Regions from separate parts of the Homo sapiens genome. Here region 1 is linked to region 2. A link is a loop called in an ENCODE intact Hi-C map of the cell type or tissue named here. Cell type or tissue: breast epithelium. All regions are shown on one strand. Each heading gives the region's core, and the rest is flanking DNA. Links, peaks and the distances in the headings are about the cores only.

What was found. Peaks named below come from ENCODE experiments on the same cell type or tissue, not always from the same donor. Only the 100,000 strongest peaks of a DNase experiment are listed, where the experiment ranks them.
Region 1: it touches region 2 in a loop (24-fold over the local background); 2 of 110 quality-filtered maps call a loop at or near these places.

What each region holds. Positions count from the first base shown.
Region 1 is chr11:34,872,569-34,880,909 of GRCh38, forward strand. It overlaps LOC102723568 (a long non-coding RNA gene), which reads left to right. Exons shown (of 7, transcript XR_007062652.1): 7 at 4,442-5,111. LOC105376624 (a long non-coding RNA gene) reads right to left here and starts at 2,710. Exons shown (of 2, transcript XR_931185.2): 1 at 2,599-2,710. In breast epithelium, for the core only: no CTCF peak of the experiment used is centred there; no DNase peak of the experiment used is centred there.
Region 2 is chr11:34,804,935-34,813,275 of GRCh38, forward strand. All of the region lies in intron 6 of LOC102723568 (a long non-coding RNA gene), which reads left to right. Among named protein-coding and RNA genes, the nearest start is that of APIP, 110 kb to the right of the region's middle. In breast epithelium, for the core only: no CTCF peak of the experiment used is centred there; no DNase peak of the experiment used is centred there.

The DNA of each region.
Region 1 (8,341 bases), core at 149-8,148, 68 kb after region 2:
ATAGTAAACGGGTAAACATGTTTCCCTGAGTTCTGTGAGCCACTGCAGCAGGCTAATTAAACCCAAGGAGGGAATGGTGGATATCCCAATTTATCAGCAGGTCAGTCAGAAGCATAGGTCACAATCTGGGGCTTGCAATAGGCATTGGAAGTGGAGGGCAGCCTTCTGGGACTCAACCTTCAACCTGTGGAATCTGATGCTGTTTCCAGTTAGATATTGTTGAAATTGGATCGGAGGACACCCAGCAGATGGTGTCTGCTGCAGAATTGGTTGCTGGTGGGGAAAAATCCCCGACATCCATCTTGGTAACCAGAGGTCACAGAAGTTTTCTGTGTTGTTGAGTGAGAGAATGAAAACACAGTTTGATTTTCCTCTCTGTATCTTCAGAGATTCTCAATCCTTTTCAGAACGAGTATGGGTGTATATAAATGTAATATAAATGCTTTAACACAGGGGTTCCCAACCTCCAGGCCGTGGACCTGTACTGGTCTGTGGCCTGTTAGGAACCGGGCCACACAGCAGGAGGTGAGCAGCAGGCAAGCGAGCATTACCCGCTGAGCTCCGCCTCATGCCAGATCACTGGTGGCATTAGATTCTCATAGGAGTGGGAACCCTATTGTGAACTGCACATGTGAGGGATCTAGGTTGTGCACTCATTATGGGAATCTAATGCTTGATGATCTGAGGTGGAACGGTTTCATACTGAAACCACTCCCCCTGCCCCCATCTGTGGAAAAATTGTCTTCTACAAAACTGGTCCTGGTGACGAGAAGGTTGGGGACTGCTGCTCTAACGCCATATAAGTGTTCCTGAAAAATCTATGCTGTACCAAAAATAATAAGGCAAATGGAGTAGACAAGGTTCAGGAAGACACTAAAAACTTATGAACTATGTAACCAGAATACCAATAAAAATATTACTAATAAAAATGTTACCACAGTTAGCTTTCTTCTAGTTTTCATGGCTGTTAATCATTTGCTTCCTTATAATTTCCTAGACTTGTGCTTCCTCCTTTAAGATGTAAGTATTAGAAGGCATTTGCTTTTAAAAAATTCAATTTTCATCAAATTTTAAAATCGTATCCAGTCTGTAGGCTTCCTAATCCATTGTTTTATATAACTAGAAATATCTTCTTAGTGTCTTTATCCATGCCTGTTCCAGATAGCTTAACTGAATGAAAATTACTGAAGGTCCCTAAAGCTACTAAATGAGGCTTTTTTTCCCAATAAAGAATAAACTTCTGCAGATTTTCAGCTTTTTTTCCAAAATGTTTTCATATATCTTTAAAGCTTTCTCATTAATTATAAGAAATCTTGCCCTAATTGCTTTAAAACAATGTGCTGAGAAAAATTGTGTATGAATCCATGCAATTTCCATATTATACCAATGTACCAATATCATTCCTTTATTTACCAATTTTGTATGAAGTAATATACATAAAAGACTTGAGTCTCATCAAGATTAATGCGAGTTAGCCTTTTATTTCATGCAATTGCATAGCATTTGGTTTGATATACTATTAGACATTGTGTAAGACTCTATTATGAAATAAATCATCTCAAAATAACTTTTAAAAAAGCAAATCTGTTCATCTCTTCTGACTCAAAAGGCTGAAGGTGAATCCAAAGGTACTGCTAAATCCAAGTACTAAAATGCTGTAGTAGAAATATTTCTATATCTTGGCTCTGCTTTTTATACTTTTCTTTGTGTGTTGGTTTCATTCTCTTCAAACACAGACAGGCTTTCTTTATCTGGCAGTGGAGTTGGGTCCTGGCACCTCTCCTTGAGTTAGGAACCTAAGACTTTGAACCCCTCTGTAGGCAGGGAAATGGTGTGCTATGACTGGCCACGACTGGCCAGGTCCGGGTCACGTGGTTATGGCTGCAGCAAGAGGGCAGGCAGAATACTGTGACTGACATCATCCCAGAGCCTCAAGGGATGTGGGTGAGTGGAGGTGGCTCCTATGAGTGAGGGAAACTGGGTAGACACCAACAGCAGCTTACCTCTACCTACGTACCAACACTTGAGCACTGAACAAGTACTGAGTACGAAAGAAGATTTGCTGAAATTTGGAGTTACAAGACCCTTAGAAAATGCCAATCAGAAAATGAAAGTTAAGTGATTCTGCTCAAGGTCAATGTAAAATTATTAAAAATGCTAATGATATGGGCAGGAGGCGAGGAAATACTAGGTAGAAGAGGGCAGTTCCCTGGCAAAGGCCCCACCCTCAAGCCTGGAAACCCATGGACCTAAATGGGAACAGGCATCCCTGTTTTCACGCCCAAATGTTGCCTTTTCTAAGACCACTCTGGCCTGCCATGCCCCTATTCTGTGCCCACATAAACCCCAAGCTCCACGAGCAGAGGAACAGAAGAGTAGCAGAACGACAGAGCAGCAGAGTGGCATGGCATAGAAGAAGAGAAGAGAAGGAGCGTCTGAACATCAACAGGAGTTCAGCTGGGGACAGTCAGAGAGGAGATCGGCTGTGGGGCAGCCAAACTCTGGGGGAATATCACCTTCCCATTCCATCCTCTTTCCAGCTCCCCATCCATCCCACTGAGAGCTACTTCTATCACCCAATAAAATCCCTGCACTCACCATCCTTCAAGTCTGAGTGACCTGAATCTTCCTGGACGCTGGATGATATGGTTTGGCTCTGTGTCCCCACTCAAATCTCATCTTGTAGCTCCCATAATTCCGTGTTGTGGGAGGGACCTGGTGGGAGATAATTGAATCATGGGGGCGGGTCTTTCCTCTGCTGTTCTCATGATAGTAAGTCTCACAACATCAGATGGCTTTAAAAATGGGAGTTTGCCTGCACAAGTTCTCTCCTCTTGCCTGCTGCCATGTGAGATACGCTTTTCACCTTCTGCCATGATTGTGAAGCCTGCCCAGCTACGTGGAACTATGAGTCCAATAAGCCTCTTTCTTTTGTAAATTGCCTGGTCTCCGGTATGTCTTATCAGCAGTGTGAAAACAGACTAATACACCGGACAAGGATCCAGGTACCAAGAGGGCAGGGTGTAAAAGGCTGTCACCCTGACTCTCTACTGAGCTGGTTTAACACTTAGCCGTCCACAAATGGCAACTACTAAAAGAGCATTAATTGTAACACACCCCTAAACGCTACTGGGGCTGGAGCCCAAAAGCACTCGCCCCGCCCCAGCTCTTGCCCCCGCCCATCCGTGTGCTCGCCCTCCCGAAAGGAGTTCGAGCCTGTAGTGGCTGAGCACATGAGCGACACCTCTGTCATAAGTCCTGTGAGGGATCAGGGAACTCTCCCGTTTCACTAACATATGCTGAGAAAATGGGTGTCAGGTGAGAAAGTCTAAGCTTAAGACAGAAGATTAAAAGAAAAAAACAAAAGATGTATGTTTAAAGAATAAAAAGGAAGAGAAGAAAAAGGCAAAGAAGAAGGTTATAAGGCAACAAATAAAATCTCTCAAATTAAGAATAAATGGACAGAAGGAATTGAAGGGAAGAAAAACTAGAAGGAAAACCTCAGTCCTAGGGTGTGAAAGCATTAACAAGGATTATGAGTGATAATAGACATGTATTATTTTAGATTTGGCTTATTGTAGAGTTTTTTTTATTTCATATTGGAACTATAGATGATTCATTTCTTAAATAAATAGGAAAAATGCCTGAACAATATGTGAATGGCATTGAATTATTGAAGATTAAGGCTTATAGTTAAGGCTTATACTTAAAAATCACATTGATTGGAAAGCTTGATGAGTCAGAATCAAGCAATGGTAAATGGCTAAATGGTAACAATTTTTACCAAGTTACTATGGGCCAAAGTAATATCCTTCAAAGTGCCAGCTGTCACAACATAGCAAGATTTTTAAACAATGTCATTCTTGGCTGCAAAGGGAGCCAGCCACTTGAAGTAGAAGTTCAGTTTTGCTTTCTGGATAAAAAGAGGTAAGGAGAAAATCAGAATAAAGTTCTGAAATTTAGGAAGATAAAGGAAGGAAGTCTTTTTCAGAGTGTTTCTATAAATGGCACACATTGATTGCTGATATGACATTGATGAATGTTGATCAAAATGACTTAATTCATTCTATTGTGTGATAAGAGCACTAGAGATGTCATACAATTAAATTAACTGCAATAATTGCTAAAAACAAGGAGATTTAAAGAGCAGAATTATACCTGAAATCCTATAAATGGCTTTGAAAGTGCCTTTGGAAAGTGTCACTTACGTGCAAAGCCTTTAGAGGTTTTAATTTAAAGCAGAATCAACACATTTTTAAGCTACACTAAACAGGGGTCATCACTGTCTTCATATCTGTGAAAGACTGCTACAACAAAGCGGAAAGAGCAGAAATGTGCAGGCTTATCGGTTTAAGTTCATTCCTAAAAATCGTAGAGGGAGATAGAGAAATAATTGCTTCTTTGATAACATCCTAACGTTCTTTTTTTTTTTTTTTTCTAGGATGGCTGGGCAGGGTTCTGCAACACAGCAGAAACCCCAGGCTTCCCAAGACCCAGGATCAGAACTGTATAATGTCACTTCTGCCTCACTTTGTTGGACAAAGTATGTCACAAGATCATCTCAGTGGTGGTAAAATTATTATTATTATTATTTTAAGGCAGAGTCTCACTTTGTCACCCAGGCTGGAGTGCAGTGGTGTGATCTCGGCTGCTCACTACAACCTCCGCCTCCCATGTTAAGCGACTCTCATGCCTCAACCTTACCCATGTTAAGCGACTCTCATGCCTCAACCTTACCAAGTAGCTGGGATTACAGGTGCATGCCACCACAGCTGGCTAAATTTTGTATTTTTTTTTTCATACTTTAAGTTCTGGGGTACATGTGCACAACAAGCAGGTTTGTTACAGATGTACACATGTGCCATGTTGGTGTGCTGCACCCATTAACTTGTCATTTACATTAGGTATATCTCCTAATGCTATCCCTCCCCCCTCCCCCCACCCCACGACAGGCCCCGGTGTGTGATGGATAACATCCTAATATTCTAACATGGTGATGTTAATCACCTCTATGCATATTGTTAAAATATGTATGCAGTTTTACTAAAATGTTAGAGAGAATATGCCTGAAATTTATATAAGGAATAAAAACAGATAAATCAACCTGAAAATGTCCCTATGTTTATTATCTTGAGTAATTTCAAAATGCATGAATAAAATGCATAGATGTGCATTTGCTGAGAGGGATTCATTCATCCAGGTTGAGAAAATGCCATACAATTTAGAGCCAAAGGCCTAGGACAAATTCCCAGCTCTCCTGCTCACAGGTCTTGAGCAAGTTAACCTTTCTGAACCTGTGTCTCATTGTTAACATGAGGGTTTATTCAAAAAGCAAGTATTTTTTGATTGTCTGCTACACGTAGGCACAGGGCTATGGAAATAGATAGGACATGGCCCTGTCTCACTAGAAGCTTATGTTTTTTGGTGGATGGTGATAACACTGACATCAGGATTGCTGACAAGATGACTAGAAGGGTGAAACTGCTTGCTAAACTATAATATTTCATGCAATTATTAAACACAGTTAATGTATAAAGTGATTCATAGTTTGCTACTGGGAAGACTTACACAAATTAAAGACATTTAGTAAAGAGATATCAGAGAAGCTCAACAAGATTTTATAATCCTACTCTTCCCAATTCCTTCCTTTAAGATGTAATACATTACTGATTTATTTATTAACCACCCCATCCATTATTAACCACCCCTTCTATTCTGTCCCAAACAGGAATTTAAGACTTTCTCAGTCCTACTCCATTAACAACAATAACCAATTATGCCCCATAACATAAAAGTTAACATGGCATTCATTCTTCTTAGGCTCAATTCTCTTACAATGGAATTTGGAGGAGGTTACATAGACACTTCTTTTTACTCCTCAATCCCATTTAATATTGCTGGAGAACCAAGAGTCATTCATTCAACATTTATTGATATTTACTTGCTAACGAAGGTTTACAGTAATATCCCTTGAGGGATAAAGATTTCCTACCCAGCCATGGGCAGAAATATTCAGCACCCTGAGGATGCCTACTCCATTCTCTTGCCTGTTGGAACCTTCTTTGGGTGTCCTTTAGATCATTTATATCAAACAGATAAGCTTACAGATGGTCATCAAGGCTTTGACTAGGAGCATTTGACACCAACACAGCACAACTTACTGTTTCATAAGTTTACTCCTTACACTAATGTAGTTTTTTTTGGTGGGGGTGGTGTCTAGGGTATTTTGCTTTTCACCCAGTTTTTATCAAACAATGCAAGCCTAAATGAGCATAAGATTATACACATATAACACTTTTATGTTTAGAGCATGGGAAAGACATGTTTATTAACAGAAAAGTTTAACCATGCATGAGTAAAGAGAACAGATCCTAACTGTCTAGTGGGTTCCAATCACAATGTATTGAGTTATTTTAAAGTTAACCTAAAGGGATTGTATACCAGGAAAATAGTACTTTTCCTTTGCTTGTATTAAAAGCAATAGATGCAATTAAACCTGAAACTGACAATGAACAATTGTGAAACCAATGGAAAAATTTGCAGATGATTTAAAACACATTGTTCAAGATAAAAGGCTGGTGATGACTTGATCAACATCCTCAAAAGAAACAAAACATGATTATTTGAGGACGTGGATAAACACTACTGAATAAATGAAATAATCTTAAGTTCACAAATCACATATACAGCACTATATTTGATGGGTTATTTTAAAGGATTTTTTATGATAATTTTGACTACTGGAAATTTTTACTTAACTTTCAAAGCTCTACTGTATATATATATATAAATTTTCCTGGTTTCATCTCCAAAGATGTGGTCCTTATTGCAATAATGAAGTAGGAAAAGTAAAAGGTACTTACTAAAAGTATGAATAAAATAGTAGAACATATTAAAATTTGTTAGAACCCTAAGTCCCTAATACTCATATCAGAAGCCAAATATACTTTAAGAGCATATTTGTGTTTATAACTTAAGACCACAAAAGAATACCCATTTCAGTGATTATTATCCAAAACTTGGTGATTCAGTGCTTATAAATTACAGATCAGTGAAATGGAAACCAAAATCTGTTTTGTTTTGTTTTGTTTTTTGAGATAGAGTCTTGCTCTGTCACCCAAGCTGGAGTGCAGTGGTGCGATCTCAGCTCACTGCACTCTCCACCTCCCTGGTTCAAGTGATTCTTGTGCCTCAGCCTCCGAAGTAGAGGGGACTACAGGTGCCTGCCACCATGCCTGGCTAATTTTTAAAATATTTTTAGTAGAGATGGGGTTTCACCATGTTGGCCAGGCTGATCTCGAAACTCCTGACCTCAGGTGATCCGCCTACTTCAGCCTCCCAAAGTGCTGGGATTACAGGCGTGAGCCACTGTGCTGGGCCTTGTAGTCCTGCTTTAAAGAAACTTGGTGGGAGAATTCAAATTGCCTCTTGAATAGTGATGTCAACATTATTAGTTCCACATCTGACCATCTTGACTAGAACTGCTGATGAGACATGGCAAAATTTTCTCAAAAGGGAGGTATTTGAACAAATTGAGATATAAAATGAAACACTCCTTAAGATTATGACTTTACCTTTCGGATTTTGGGACATTCTCTAGGGAACTATGTTATTTTGAAGTATCTCTCACAAGAAAGTTGGGTGGGACCAAAAGCCTCTAGAATCATTTGAGAAACAAATGATAGTCCCTTATTCAATCTGAGAGTGAATGGCATGTCCTGCACTTAATGAAATAAAAAATGTGTTTGATCTAGATCTCTTAGCAGTTTAATCCTGCATTCATAACCAAATTTTCCTCTTATTTAAAGAAGCTGGAATAACTGAGAGAACAACAATCACAAGGGCATGTGAAGAAGAATGCCTGCTTCCCCCTCCCTCATTCACTGAACACCTATGTGGCAGGCACTGAGGATTAGCTCCCAGCCTGGATTTGTATTCATCTTTGGACCTTGGCTCCTAGCAGTCACACAGGAGGGATCATATTCTTAAAAAAAAAGGATATTAACTAGGGGATACAGCCTTCCACCAGCTGTTCCCCTACCTCTAAAGCAGGTTTTGCAATCTTTTCTGCACTCCCAGGAAAGAAATATACAACTGGAGATGTGCTGCTGCTGCTGTATAGTTTAAATGGTTTACCTGCATGACAATTACTTTGAAGATAGCTAGGTGAGGGGTTTTTAGGAAAGGAAGTTTATATTTTGAGTGCATACATAGTATATGACAGGTACTGTGTTAAGAAGTTTACCTGTTTTCTCTTATTTAAATTCTACATATTTATTATTCCTATCTGAGCCTCAATTTTCTCATCTAAGAAAATAGGTACAATATCTATCTCAAAAGA
Region 2 (8,341 bases), core at 152-8,151:
TCAATCTTGGGTCATTGTATGTTTCTAGGAATTTATCACTTCCTATAGGTTTTTATAGTTTGTGTGCATAGAAATGCTCAGAGTAATCACTGATGATCTTTTGAATTTCTGTAGTATTAGTTGTAATGTTACCTTAATCATTTCTGGTTGTGCTTGTTAATAGCTTCTTTCTTTTTTCCTTGGTTAATCTTGCTAGTGGTCTATCAATTTTTTTATCCTTTCAAATAATCAACTTTTCATTTCATTGATCCTTTGTGTCTTTTTTTTGTCTCAATTCATTGAATTCTGCTCTGATCTTTGTCCTTTCTTTTCTTCTGCTAGTTTGGGGTTTGATTTGTTCTTGTTCATCTGATTCCTTGAGGCATGACATTAGGTTGTTAATTTGAGATCTTTTTATCTTTTTGATGTAGGCATTTAACACCATAAACTTGCCTATAAGCACTGCTTTTGCTGTATGCCATTACGGTCACAATTAAAAATAGAAATAAACAAAGAATCTATTCAACCATGTAAACACAAATAAAAAGCCATATCCATCATCATTTATTGGGTAATATGCATTGATTATAATTGATTATAATAAATCAGCATGTAATATATTCCAGACACAATGCTAAGTGCTTTACTTACATTTTACAGAAAAGGGTGTCGGGACAGAAAGTTTATATCATAATGTTTAGTTAGGGTTTTCCACAAACCTGAGACATTTCTGGTGCTTCACCTACGTTCCCTCACTTAATCCTCATGAGGGAAATATTGTATCAATTACATTTTCAAATGAAGACAACAAGGCTCAGAGGGGATCATCAATTAAGTCTGAAGAACTAGTTTAAAGAGAAGCCCACTTGAATCTCTAAACAAGGAGGCAGAACTAGTGATATTCTTAAAGAACACTTTTCAGCTTATCACTATTCTGGGTCAAAAGAGATGATCTTTCTTTAAATTTGTTCTTTCCCCTTAACTCTGTTGCCCTTTGCTTGGCTACTATATGTAAAGAATGTAGTGAAGTCAGTGGTTTATTCATTCCCACAGCTAGTGCTTACTGAGGACCTACTCTGCTAGCTGCTGGGGACTCTGTGATTGAAGATCTGCTCCCTGTCCTAGCGTTGTAATAGTATATTAGTAGGCTAAAAGATAACAGCCATTTCCCGTATAGCATTTGTCCATATGTATAATCTCTTCAGCTGCATCCTGAGAGAGGTTTCACTGGTATCATATCTCAGCCTCAAGGCACTGACCACGTGAGCTCTTCCTTTACAGCTAATTGATCCAAGTGGCCCTGACTAGGTCTCTAACCAAGAGAAGGCTCTTTGGAGATAGAACATTTTCAACAAGCGAAAACACAGAAAATCATGACACATTGAAACTTGCAGTGGAGGCTTGGATCATTTAATTTTTCTCTACTTCTACGAAAGATTTTTTTAACATTTCCAGATTAAAGTGGTTCACCTGAGTGCCCTGATTCATATACATACATTCACATACAAGTCAGGAGAGCAGGGCAAGATTCCAGTCAACCTGGAAATGTTGAAAAACATCAGATTTTACATAAAAGATATGTGTATTTTCTCCAAATCTACATGTGGTCATTCAAACATCAAACCAGAAGCTCTGGGAGTCTCACTGAATTCTCGGTTTGCCTTGAAAAGTCATGTGACCTTGACAGCACTATTCATCAGCACTAGCTTCAGTTTGGCCTTTTTCCATTAGAATCTATTAGCCATCAGTTTTTTCTTTCAAGACTACTATTCTGTGACTCCTGTATTTGATTTCTAAAAATGTCCTAGTCTCCCAGAGATTCCCACCCATGGGGTTTGACTTTGTATGTTACTGATGGACTAGGGTGCTTTACTCTCGCAGATATTAAATATTAACAGAGAAATATGGAGAATATGCAAGCTAAGAAAACTACACATACACTTATTGTTTGGTAAGCAAGCAGATTTTTTTGTCCTACACTGGGTTACAATAAAGGCTATATTTATTTTCCTCATCTTAATGCGTTCTAGGATTACCTTTGAGTCCAGACAAGTAGAAAGGTGAAGACTTTTTTTTTTAAACATAGGCAACCCAACACACCAGTTGGTCCCAAAGAAGACGTGCACTTTCACGTGATTGAGAGGTGTGAGACTAGCCAGGCAGCAAAGGCTATTACCATCAAATTCCACTTCCTCACTTCCTTCCACTCCACCAAATCTAATCAGTAACCGCAGGGGAAGGGCAAAGGCATTTAGTAAGTATTGACACCCAGGATTCCAAGAAGCGTACCAAGCTTTTACCAGGACTGTTCAGGTTTTCAGAGACAAACCAATAGGAAATGACTTTTTCTATTCCCAGCCCATCAAAAGAATGAAATAAAAATTGCCAAACTTGACTTGGCATGTGACCACAGTGCTGCCAAAGACAAGGGGTATGACTGAAAGGAGAAGTCAATAAACCTAAAGTCACCATCCACATCCAACCCACCCCACCACCCCCAACCCCACAAACATACACTGCTGCCTTCACCTCTTTTCCCAGTTTGACCAATGGGTAGTTATATGAGTATTAGTCTCAGCAAGAGTCAAACTAAAAACACTGAGAACCATTAAAATTTTCCTCAGATGAGACCCTAAAGCATGGGAGATAATTCAATATGTTGTCATCAAACTATGGTAAAAACATTGTCTCTTAATTTCTGCCAAAGACAGCAACAAATCTCTCCTCAACTCTCTTAATCTCATGCCAAATAAAACAGCAACTCTATTCCCCCAAACTCTAAACTCGTGTCAACCTGTTTGTGATGACGAAGTTAACAATTTGTAAATTTGAACTTCAAGTGGGTTATTCCTCATTTGGTAGAGACAAAACTTAATGAATTGGATGTGCTGATGGTAATCTCATGGATTTCACTGCAGCAGCTAATAGGATTATAATCACCACACATCACAATCTTCCATGCTTCCAGAACAGACTTGATGTCACCTAGATCTCTTCAAAGATGTTCCCAAACACAGACTACATTCATATTTGCTTAATCCAACAACCCCTTTTCCAAGTGCTTTCAAGTATTTTCTGAGACAGGTTCATGACAATTTTGTAGTTACAATGGCATTAGAACATCTCATGTTTAGCTGGTCAAAAGGATTTTTCCAACCATTCGACCTAATGTGTACTCAAAATTATGTGGGAATCTATACCACATGAATTAGCAATTAACCCTAACTGTGATACAGAAGAGGGAGGGAAAGTCTATGTCTTCACTGAATTTCATGGTTCTTTATTACAAACTGCTAGAGGACATGTTCTTTGGTTGGTGCTGGCATCCTCATTAGCACTGAGCACCACAGCTCAAAAAGCGTGGCTGAATCGATGTATATTGGTGACGTATATCACCAGGAAAAGAACTGCTGAGTTTTGTCACTAAACATCCTTCAGCCATTTTTTGGACCCATCTAGAGAACCAGACTCAAGACAGGTCAAAGTAACAATATGACATGAGGTGGATGAAGCCTTGGAGACAAAATGAATTGTCCTAGGGTCGCAATAGGAGACAAAGGTTAGAACTTAGAATGTGGGGGTCAGTAATTTAAGTACTGTAGTCCCCATGTCCCTTGCTCCTTTTAACCCTTTGAAACTAACCTACGGAGTTCTGCTTCCATCTCTCTTTTGTTTATGCAACTTTTGAACTGGGTTATTTCATTAATTTCAGGAACATTTATTGAGGACCTAATATGGGCGCAGCATATAGAAGGTAGTTTATACAATATACAGTTTTGAGTATATATAGTAAAGAAGTCGGGCAGAACTGAATTCAAACCTCAGTTCTACTTCCTACTAATTCATTACTTTAAGCAAGAGAATTGGTTTCTCTGTGCCTCAGTTTTATAATTTCCTCATCTACAAAACGAGAATAGTAATAGTGTATATCTCACAGGGTTGTTATAAAACTATTGTAACTATCATTATTCTTATCATTGTACCACAACAAATGGTACAAAAGTATAACCATCAATCCCAGGAGAAAAGACACCCTATGAACTGAAAGAAATTAAATACCAAATGAGGTGGCATGTGCTGTATAAATTCGGAAGGAAAAGTCAGTGAAGGTTAGGGTGATCAATAAGGTTTCATAGAGAAGAAAGGGCTTCAGTTGTATTATAGAAAAGAATACACCATGAGAACAGGCAATAAACCATGAGCATTTGATCAAGAAAAGTGTGCTTGGAGAACGTAAGAGTGGATGTAGTGAGGAATACATTTGAAGCTAGGCTGGGAAGGGATTGACTATCCAACTAATAATGATTTTTGACTTCCATTCACTCATTCATTCAACAAGCATTTATTGAGTGAATATTACGGTCCCATGCATTGTTGCCTTGATGATGCAATCATAAGCAAGGCATGGTCTATTCTTGTGGAAATAAACTAATACCAACCAAATGAGAAAAGCAAAGGCTATTTATTCTGAGCTTGAGAAATAATTTATTCTGAACAAGAGGATCAGCCACTGTCACTTGTATTTTTGCAGAAATGCAAAGGCAAGTAGAGGAGTGGGAATGGGAAAGCCTTGTAGTGGAAAAAATGGAAGGCTTCAGGTGTGCCCTGATTGGAGGCTATTGGCATGGGAAGCTGTAGGCAGGATAACTAGAAATGGGTTTCCTGTGTTATTGGATAGGGGAGCATATTTGGTTTTCTCTGGTGGGTGGTAAGTTGGAAGTAGGAATAAAACTTAGGGAAGCTTTCAGTTTTTAATCAAGTCTTGGCCATTTTGGGCCAATTTTTACATGAGTTATTTTTTTAGCTTCCTGAATTGTCATTAAAGATAGCAATCTGGCTTCCTGCAAGTCTGACTTATAACAGGCTGGCTTCCTGAACTGTTTATTGCAGATAAGGAGGCTGGTTTCCTGGGCAGGTTGCTGCAGGTTCTGAGTCAGAATTCTACTTTTATATATGGTTTAGTCATTGTCTGTTTGCATATTCAGCTTCTCAGTGCAGTGAAGAAAAAGACTAAAAAAGGTTGTTGGGGACAGGAGCAAAACAACTACGTTAGAGTGTTATAGGGATGATGAAGTTGGGCTGGGAAAACCTACTTTGGATAAAGTAGTCAGAGAAGGCCTTTCTGAGGAGGTGACAACTATGCAGAGACCTTGAAAATGAGAAGAGGCCAGTCATTTTAGAAGCATAGGGAAGAACATTTCAGGTCAAAGGACAGAGAAAATACTACTTTGAGCTAGAAAAAATATGGTGGGTTTAAATAAATTACAGATCAGTGCAGTTAGGCAGGAATAAGCAAGGAGAGACAGCAAGATAGGAGGTTTGAGAAGTAATTAAGATTCAGGTCAGACAGAACTCTGTGTGTCAAAGTGGAGAATAGATTCTATGAGAGCAGGGAGCTTAGGCAGAAAGCCTATTACAGATGATTTTAACAGCGCAGGTGGAAAGATGATGGTAGCGGTCTGGCTTAAGTTATGGGAAGTAGAGATGAAGAGAACAGTTCACTGATTCCTGGAGACATCTTGAAAAAAGAACAAAGAGCACCTCCTGATAGCCTGACTATGGAGGAAATGGGGAATGGTGATAAAGGGAGGAAATTAAATAACTCCAAACTTATGGGCTTGAGCAACTGAGTACAGGATTATAGCATTTACTGAGATGGGGATACAAAACACAAAGAAAAGTAAGTTATGGGGGTGAAAAATCAAGTTTATCTTAGGGATTGAGAAGGCCATTAATATAATAACAGCCATCTGGAGATAAGAGGCAGGACAGATTCAAAAGTCAGAGACCTCTTGGGCTTAGCCCACATTGACAGTTCACACCTTTTTAGTAGAGAAAATAGACACTCAAATAAAGGACAAACAAGGAAGACAAAAGCTGCAGGAAAAAAAAAAACTACAGATATTTAGCTAAGAATACCTGGCCTCAAAGTTGCTGGTCAGTTTAGCTTTTCAAAAATTGACAACAGTGGCTCACGCCTGTAATCCCAGCACTTTGGGGGGCCAAGGCAGATGGATTGCCTGAGCTCAGGAGTTTGAGACTAGCCTGGGCAACATGGTGAAACCCCGTCTCTACTAAAATATAAATAAATAAATTAGCCAAGCATGGTGGTGTGCACCTGTAGTCCCAGCTACTCGAGAGGCTGAGGCAGGAGAATTACTTGAACCTGGGAGGTGGAAGTTGCAGTAAGCCAAGATTGTGCCACTGCACTCCAGCCTGGGTGACAGCGAGACTCCATCAAAAAAGGAAAAAAAAAAAAAAAGAAGAAGAAGAAGAAGAAAAAAAAAATTGACAACAAGAAATGGAATTGCTTAACATTGTGTGGCCCAATTACCTAGTCTATTGATTGCACTTGAAGCATTCATTGGTGATACAATCATGCAAGAAATGTTCCATTCTTGCTTATAGTCTAGAGAGGCAGAGAGAAGTGTCAGGTTCAAGTTAGCGACTAGTCATTTAAAAGAAGAAAGCCTCTCTTAGCTGTTGACCTTGCTTTCTACTTCACAGGGAAAATGAAAGCAATAAGAAGAGAACTTCTAGATTCCCACAACATCTGTCAACCGCTAGCACCTAGAACCTCATGTTATGCCCTCCCTCCTGTTACAATTGGAAAATTGTTCATGCTTGATAACGAAGCCAGTACCTTCACTCTAGATCCCATTCTTTCTCACCAATTCAAGGACATCTTTCCAGCAATTCTCTTCTCTCCTTTTTGTATAATTTCCATCAACCAATGAATTCACTGCTCATGCTTCCATCATCAAAAAAATAATAATAATTACAAAACAAATTTTAAAACCTTTACTGAAGTAAGTGAACTCTGACTTGACTTCCCCCACCAGCAAATGTCTCATTTCATGGCGCTCATTTTCAGGAAACTCCTTGAGAGAGTTGTCTCTTTTTGATGACTACAATTCCTTTCCTACTGTTTTATTTTTCATTTGCTCAGGTATATTGCAGTATAATTAGCATGCAATAAAGTTCACCCTTTTAAAGAATACATTTTCGTAAGTTTTGAAAAATATATTGGTCATGTAGCCACTGCTATAATCAAAATATATAACATACATATCACCTCAAAAAGTTTCCTTGGACTCTGGTTCCAAAATGATGGCATAAAAGCAAGCCGGCTTCACTCCTCCCCAACTCCCCAAAGAAAACCTAAAACAAATATAGAGTTCAAAGATTATCACCAGCAATATACCAGAACTTAAATGTAAGAATGAGACAGTTCCTGCAGCCACAGAAGATTGAAAAAAAAATCCAAGCAGATGGTAAGAAAATCAGACTTCCATGTCCATGATGCCCGTTTTCTCAATCTGCTCAGCACCAAGCATGCAGGAAATTTTTCCTAGATTTATGGTTTCTACACTAGAAAAAATTGAGATTGAGGTGAACAGCCAGCTTCTCCACTATCTTGGGTTTGTTGGCCGTGGACTTGCCCCTGCCTCAACCCATAGGAAGCATTGCAAGTACCTGAAGGAAAAATTAGCCTTGGAATAGCCAAAGGAAAAGGAGAGGGACTATGATTCCCAGGCTTAGAAACACTGCTCTGTAACTCAGCCAAAGGAAACACCAAATCAGAATGGTTGTTCAGCAGCACCATACTGTAGGAGATTTGTTCCACAGGACCACTGGGCATGAGCTCCTAGCCTACCTTTCCATACTACTGGAATATAACCTTTGGGACCTCCGTCATTCAAGATGGGCAGCACTCTGGTTGTTTACTAGAACCAAGACAAGTGGGGCTTAAGAAACCATCTAGTATCTAAAATGAGACAGCAACCTAGTTGGGGGAAATAAATTAACAGGTAAATTACAAAGAATTTCTAAACAAGTGAATCCAATAAAAACCAAAACAAGCAAGACAAATAAGACTAGAATAAATAATCTTTCACTGCAAGATGTAGACATACATCAACAAGAAACAGCAAAAACAGGGAATCATGATCTCCCAAATGAAGAAAGCAAAGAACCAGTGGCTGACCCTAACTAGATGCTGATATATGAACTCTCTAAGAATTCAAAATGCAGTTTTATGGAAACTCAGTGATCTCCAAGACAACACAGAAAGGCAATTCAGAAATTTATCAGATAAATTTAACAAAGAGATTAAAACAATAAAAAGAAATCAAACAGAAATCTTGGAACTGAGAAATACATTTACTGAACAGAAAAATTTATTAGAGGATCTCAACAGCAGAATTGATCAAGCAGAGGAAAGAATCAGTGAGCTCTAAGACAGCCTATATGAAAATACACAGAGGATAAAAAATAACAAGGAAAAAAGATAAACTACAAGATTTAGAAAATTACGTTAAAAGATCCAATTTAAGAATTATCATTACTCAAGAGGGAGTTG